3 separate regions of the Homo sapiens genome follow, and regions 1 and 3 are each linked to region 2. A link is an interaction called in ENCODE POLR2A ChIA-PET data of the cell type or tissue named here. Cell type or tissue: A673. All regions are shown on one strand. Region 1 has its middle 7.3 kb from the start of VPS54. Region 2 has its middle 28 kb from the start of MIR4433A. Region 3 overlaps LGALSL-DT (LGALSL divergent transcript).

Region 1 (2,500 bases), 290 kb after region 2:
GCTCATGCCTGTAATCCCAGCACTTTGGGAGGCCGAGGTGGGCAGATCACCTGAGGTCAGGAGTTTGAGACCAGCCTGGCCAACATGGCGAAACCCATCTCCATTAAAAATACAAAAAAATTAGCTGGGCATGGTGGTACGTGCCTGTGATCCCAGCTGCTCAGGAGGCCAAGGCAGGAGAATCGCTTGAACCCAGAAGGCGGAGGTTGCAGTGAGCTGAGATCATGCCACTGCACTCCAGCCTGGGCAACAGAGCGAGACTTTGTATCAAAAAAAAATGCTTTTTTCCTAATAAATGTTTGACTGTTATATCCTTATAGTTCTACTTCATTACAGAATTGCATATTTAAAACACTTTTCTAAACATTATTACTTAAATTACTCCAAATGTAAAATGAGCCAAGAGTATCATCTTGATCATAAATATAATAAATTAATAGTGGCTTACAAAAATCTTGAGTCCTATAACATATCAATGGCAAGTTGTTTTCAAGATATTAGACTAACTGGTTATTTATTCTGCTTAGTGCATGAAAGAAAGTGGTGTATACTTATAACAGCTAGTTTTTTTTTTAGTCATTCATTCATTATTTCAAGTATTTATTGAACTCTTACTTTGAACAGGCACTGTTCCAGGTGTTGCGTGGTAAAGTGGTAAGCAAAACAGAAAAAAATCCTTGCCCTCAAAAGAGCTTGCATTCATGTTAGGGACAGATAAACAATAAATAAGTAAAACATATGGAGGGTTAGATAATAATAAAGGCTAAGAGGTGAAAGTGGAAAAGCAGTTAAAGCCTAGTGTTGTAATGAGAAATATGCATGTCAAGAAATGCCTCACTGAGAAGGTGATATTTGAATGAAGACCTGAAGGAAGTAAGGGAGTTAGCTATGCGGACAACTGGGGAAATTCCAGGCAGAGAGAGGTGCAAGTGCAAATGCTCTAGGTCAGGGCCATGTCTGGTGTTTCCCAGGAATCGTGAGGAGTTCAGTTGTCAGAAATAGGGGGAGCAGGAGCAGATAAAGTCAGAGAGGTAACAGTGGGATGAGATCACCTAGGGCCTTGCAAGAACTTTAACTTTTCTCTGAATGAGATGGGAGCTTCTGGAGGAATGACCTGATCTGACTTAAGTTTCAACAGAAGCAAGCTGACTATCGTTTTGAGAATAGACTGGTGGGGTCGGGGGAAGAAGGCAGAAATGGGGAGATGGCCTAGAAGACTTTTGCAAAAATCCAGGCAAGTAGGATCATTGCACTGCACAACTCCAAGAAGCATCATTCGCCCTGCCGTCTGTATGAATGGTGCCTTCGGTAATAAGCAGTATATTATAGTCCAACAGCCACAGTCAGGGGCCCTGCGGGCAAGATGGCTTGGATCAGTCTGGATGCAGTGTGAATGGTGAGAAGTCTTTAGTCTAGATATATTTCAAAGGTAGAAATAACAGAATTTGCTGACAAATTAGATGTGGTACATGAAAGTCAAGAATGATTTCAAGGTTGCCCACTAGTTTTATACATTATTAAAATTAATTATGCCAAATACCATTTACTAAGGATGGGTAATTCATAATTATTTTAACTCAACAAGCATCTACTGAAAATCTACTATGTAGTATACTGTTCCAGATTCTGTAGGGAAATTTTTTAAAAGTACCCTGCAACAACAACAGAAAATCCTACCCTGGAAATAGTTACAATTTAGTTCATTAGACATATTCTCCATAGAATAAAGAACCAAATACTGTATAAAGCAACATAAAGCAAAAATATGATAGCAGGACTAACAAAATGGTATATATAACTACTTTTCTAGGGAAATTGTTCAATTTGAAAGTAATCTTATATTTGTCAAGATATGCCCATATCCTCTGTTCTACTCAACAATGTAGTCACTATTTTCCTATAGGAACATGACTCCTGTGTTTTCCATTCAAAATAGTTATTGAACTCTTACTTTGTACCAGGCATGGTACAGACACGTACCAGATATGCTCTGTGGTTGACTCCTGCTCCAGCAGGAAGTATATAAAAGGCTTCATGTTTGAAGTACGAATTATTTGTTTCATGTGCTCTTCTGTTGTGTCTTGGGTTGCATTTTTCGGTTTGGTTGAGAATTCATAATTTTACCTTGGCCCCTAGTTCCTATTTGTCCAGTTTCTGACCTGTCAATGTTCTCTCTCTTTCTCTCTCTCCCTTTCTCTCTCTCTCTGTCTCTCTTTCTCTCTCTCTCTCTCTCTCTCTCTCTCTCTCTCTCTCTCTATATATATATATATATATATATATATATATATATATATAACTTTTTAAAATTATTTTAAGAGATGAGGTCTCACTATATGGCCCAGGTTGGTCTCAAACTCCTGGGCTCACGTGATCCTCCCACCTTGGCCTCCCAAAGTGCTAGGATTACAGGCATGAGCCACCACACTTGGCTTTGACTTGCCAATTTTTATACCTTCTGACCACTGATCTTACTTGCAGCCCATGGGCTTATAAGGACTTT
Region 2 (2,500 bases):
ATGTAATTCATTTTCAGTTCTACATTTTGTGTATATTGAGTCCATATTGCCGCCTTGGTAGAAAGCACAAAAGAGGGTTTTTAAATTTTCTGTTATATTAGTTATAAATGTTATAAAGGAGATAGAATTGAACAGCTTGTAACTGTACTGAATTTGATTTTCATTTCATAAGATTTATAGAGTGATGTGAGAGTTTAAACTTGTCCTAAAAAGGCTCTTAAATGAAAAACATGTCAGCTGTATTGAAAAAGGGCCTCAAAGAGCTTCTCCCTGCAGGAGTCAGAACTTATTATGGCATCATCAGCTAGTTTCAGTGCTGCTGGTGAAATGTGATTTCTCAGATAAAACAGCATCCCAAGAAATGACATTTACAAAACTTGGTTCTAGCCAGTTTGGAGCAAGAATTCACACATTCACACTGCTGTCCTCACTGCTGGCGGAGACCAAATTGAGAACATTTTTAGCAGGAAGAGCTGGCACTTGGCTCTGAACCCCATGGCTAGCGCCTGTGGAGAAACAGATAAGGAGTTGTACGGTTTGCTCCTAATAACCATGTTCCCTTGACATTGTAAATTTTTGCACAAAATTACCCAGAAGGCATAACAAAATACTCTTTGCTACAGTAAACCACTCCCGTGCATGGAAAGTATATAGTGAGCACTGGAGAGATCCGGGCTTCCTTTTCCAAAGTTTTTGGAACAGACTCCAGGTTTCTTTCCACCCAGGGGAAAAGCTGCTACAACACTTAAGGGCGGGGGGGGAGGGGAGGTGGGAATGATTAAAATTTGTTTTAAATGTGAATCATGACAAACCTATGAATTAGAAACTTAGAGAAAAACTTATTTGAGCAAGGATAGTCGCCAAAAAGCTCAGAGCAAAATTGAAAAAAAAAAAAAAAAGTCCTGATGCTCCAAGACTTCAGACTTGTATGCATCTGGTGCTGTTGAGAGACGCCCTACACTGAACTGTCTCCCCCCGGGGCCAGACGGCGCCTCAAACATTCCCCCACAGCCTCCTTTTAGATGAGGGCACAACTCCGTGAAGCTCCAGGTAGGATCGAATGTTATCTGGAAGAGGAGATACGTTAGTCCCAAACTGCTGATTGTCAAACTATCAGAGTCCTTAAGGAATTGGTCTAAGGGTAGGTAAGTTTGGAACGTAGGAGCTGAGTGGAGAAGGGAAAGGGGATCAAGAAATGGGTTTCGAGCATGAGACAGGGCAGAGCTGGGCATGAAAGGGGCCCTTGGAAACCAAGGGAGATTGGGTGCCTAAATTTTGGGAATAGGAGATGGGATAGAAGCACCTACATTAGTTCTCATTGACTATGACCCAGGTATGCAGAGTTTTTTTAAGCCAATTTTTCATAAGCTGTTATGCAACATTTGTCTTCATCTGTCAGGGAGCCTGCAAACCCAGTTGCACCACACAGTGGCGTGATTGTTTTCCTCCCGTCTACGAAGCTCTGGTTTCAGTGGCTCTGCCAATCACAGCTGTTTCTGGATTGTTCACAGGGACCGGGCACGGGAGCAGCGTGGGCGGCTGAATTCCATAGAAGCAGAGACCTCATTGTGACCATCAGCCCCAACTTGCTTTCATGGGGTTTTCACCAGAGCTTCCCACAACAGCTAAATAAGGGGTAGCATTTCTCCCTCGGGCCCCTGTCTGATGCCTCCTGTCCTCTAAGAGGGGTAGAAAGTGAGAGGAAAAAGCTTAGCAAGTCTGAATTATCCTCAGTCCAGACAATCAGCCAAGGGATAACCAGGAACAACTGGGGTTCCCCCGGATATTTGTTGGCCGTCCTCCCCTCGTGCTCTGCTTTGCAGACCTATCACTCAATGGGCCCTGAGTCAGGGGTAATTTACTAGCTATTTTACCAGTCTCACTACTTCACAGCGGGTGGAAGCTTCCAATTGGCTTGCAGCCCTCTAAAGCTTACAAAAAAAAAAGCCTATTTTCTGCCATATTGAGCTTTTAGGCTCTAGGCAGAGCTTTAATAAACTGAGCCCCAAAAGACGTCCCTCACATAGGGGGCTCTAGACAGCAGCCCTGACGCATGGGCCGATCTATTTCTTGCCTAAATTAAAAAAGTCCAAGTCTATTTTTCCCCCTCTTTCTGGGAAGCTGACCTAAACAAGTAAGGATATGCTATAAATGCCTTTCAAGACTCCACTTGCAGGTTCTAATTATAATTAAGATGATAATATTACTTTGAATTTGCGCTTTCTTCCAGAGTGCCCCGAGCGCTCTCAGCTGCGTGACGGCAGGTATTACGCCCTCATGTGTATCCACTTGCAGCTTCTAATTACACCGTCTTTTGATTCTGATTCTGAACTCACCTTCCTTCCCTGAGCCTGGGGCACAAGGGCCGCCTCACTGGGCTAACTTCCCTCGGTGTCTGGCCTGCCCTTCATTCAAGTTATCTGCTGGAGGAGGTTCCCCTGGCGGGGCCCCTGAGAGCTGGGCCTGACCTGCAGGCCTTTGCAGATGCACTGGCTTCCTC
Region 3 (2,500 bases), 78 kb before region 2:
TTGCCAGGAATTATGTTCAATGACTATATCTGGAACTAGAGGTCTTGATAGCCACACTTTGCTTGGTGTGGCTTCTCAGTCTTTTAAGGACATGGCTATCAAGGGCTCATGTTTATTCCAGGTCAGCCCTTTACCCCTTTCCTCCAGGGGCATCTATGGCAACAAAAGACCATGACATCTGGCAGGGCTGGCAGGACTATTTAGTTTAGGCAGGAATGTGGGTGTTAGCATGTCAGAGTACATCTGAGAAAACATTCCAAACCAACCTTTCCACACTGGGAACTCAACCCCCAGGAATCACCAAAGATAAGGGCAACAGTCTTATCTCTCGAGGGAAGTTCAGGGTAAAGTCCACTCCTGCTGTGGACCAGAGCTCAGGGAAGAAGAAAGCTCAGGCTGGCTCTGCCTGTCCACTTGATGAACTTCCACAAATGCCACTCTGGGAGCTGAGGCATATGAAGTGGGGAAGAAAATACCAGCCCTGCCCTGGAGCTCTGGGATGGTGGCTGTACACCCCTAAAGATGCCAGCAGATCTGAACTGTGGCCTATGTGTGTTTGGGAATTGAGAAATAAGGAGATAGAGGGACAGCAGGCAGGAAAAACTACAATTAGTCTCAGCTCACACAGATTTGGGAGTATGCAGATCTGAATTGTGGCCTCCATGTGTTTGGCTGAAGGATAATGATCTCAGGCCCAGACTTTTTTTTTTTTTTGTATCACTCGCTCAGGGGGCTCTGACCAGGAGCTTCTTTCAGATGACACAGATCCCGAGGAGCCACTTGCCTTCTACCCATGACACTTCTAAGAGTGACTCTTGCCATGTGACCATAGAGATAAGTGAAGTTTTCTCCAATGACATCATTAAGAAGTCTAAACTTCCCCAAAGGGAGAGGCTGTGACTAGGAACACAAATGTCTCAGTGTATCACACTCATGCTCCCAGATCTGTGGGCAGAAAAAGAAATCATAGAATGGTGCATATCCTAAAAATAAAAAGGAAATTGCTTTTCAAGTTATGAAATTTGGCCCTTCTCATTGTGAGTTTAAAGTACATGTTACTGCTTCAGTTTCTAAAACAGGAGGTGGCCAAATTCAGAGTTTAAAATGTCTAAGTGGTTATTTGAAAACAGATATTTAGAGGCAACTGAGAGAAGAATACTGGGGCCATGGGTCTGCAGTCACTTTCCCAGCAGTGCTCTGAGGCCTTGGGTCTCATAAAAGGTAATCATAGTTACGCCTTTTAAAGAAAGCTGAGTCTAACTGTAGCTTTTCCTGCCTGTTGTCCCTCTATCTCCTTACTTCCCAATTCTATCTATCTTTCAAAACCCAGCTCAAATCCCACCTCCTTCCATAAGTCTTCCATTGTTTAATATAGTTGGAATTTACCTCTCCCTCCTCTAACTCCCATGGCATTTTATTTACACCTCTCTGATGGCCACTTTCTACTTTCTATAAGGTAAGTTATATACTTGTTTTATATCAATAAATTTCAAAATATTGAAATCTTACAGAGTATGTTCTCTAACCACAATGAAATTAGATCATATATTAAACTACCTAGATAATCCTACATATTTAGAAATTAAATAACACATTTATAAATAACCATGGATCAAAGGAGACATTTTAGGGGAATTAGAAAATATTCAGATTGAGGGATAATGAAAATTCAATATTATATTTCAAAATTTGTGGGGTGCAGGTAGAGCAGTGCTTAGAGGGAAATTAATAGCTCTAATGTGTTAGTATTAGAAAAAGAAGGAAGGTTTAAAATTAGTTATCCAAATTTCCATTTTTAAATGTAGAACAAAAAGAAAAGTAAACCCAAAGAAAGAAGGAAATAATAAGTATAAAAGCAGAAGTCAGTATATTGGAAAACAAGCTGCAGGGATTTTTAACTCAGTCAAAAATTGGTTCTTTGAAAAGATTCATAAAATTGGTAAGCCTCTAACAAGATCGATCAATTAAAAAAGAGAGAAAATACACCTTACTAATATAGGGATGAAAGAGAGGATATCATTACCAATCTTACAGGTTATAATGATAATTCAGAAATGCTATGAACAACTTTATGGCAATGAAGTTGATAATTTATGTGAAATGAACAAATTCCTTGAAAAACACAACTTATCAAAATCAAAACAGGAAGAAATAGATAATCCAAATAACCCATATTTCATAAAGAAGTTGAATTAACTATAAAAAATATTCCACAAAGAAAACTCCAAGGCTCTATGATTTCACTTGTAAATTCTATCAAAAATTTAAGGGAAAAAATACAAATCTTGCATAAACTCTTTCAAAAAGAGAGAAGAAGGGAAACTTTCATTTTATAAAGTCAGCATAACTTTCATACTAAGACCTGACAAAGACATTTGAAGAAATGAAAATTACAGACAAATATACTTGTGAACATAGACACAAGAATCCTTAACAAAATATTAGCAAATAGAATTCAGAAATACACAAAAATGATAATACATCATGACCAAGTAAGGTT

The links. Peaks named below come from ENCODE experiments on the same cell type or tissue, not always from the same donor. Only the 100,000 strongest peaks of a DNase experiment are listed, where the experiment ranks them.
Region 1: POLR2A ChIA-PET joins it to region 2 with 11 read pairs; 8 of 35 experiments call an interaction of 5 or more read pairs at or near these places.
Region 3: POLR2A ChIA-PET joins it to region 2 with 5 read pairs; 2 of 35 experiments call an interaction of 5 or more read pairs at or near these places.

Annotation. Positions count from the first base shown.
Region 1 is chr2:64,025,485-64,027,984 of GRCh38, reverse strand. No RefSeq gene overlaps it. Among named protein-coding and RNA genes, the nearest start is that of VPS54, 7.3 kb to the right of the region's middle. In A673, no CTCF peak of the experiment used is centred here; no DNase peak of the experiment used is centred here.
Region 2 is chr2:64,311,465-64,313,964 of GRCh38, reverse strand. No RefSeq gene overlaps it. Among named protein-coding and RNA genes, the nearest start is that of MIR4433A, 28 kb to the left of the region's middle. In A673, a CTCF peak has its summit at 1,419; DNase peaks (open chromatin) are centred at 1,504 and 1,864; H3K4me3 peaks cover 282 bases; H3K27ac peaks cover 1,640 bases.
Region 3 is chr2:64,389,964-64,392,463 of GRCh38, reverse strand. It overlaps LGALSL-DT (LGALSL divergent transcript), which reads left to right. Exons shown (of 3, transcript XR_002959392.2): 3 at 1-1,508. Among named protein-coding and RNA genes, the nearest start is that of MIR4433B, 50 kb to the right of the region's middle. In A673, no CTCF peak of the experiment used is centred here; no DNase peak of the experiment used is centred here.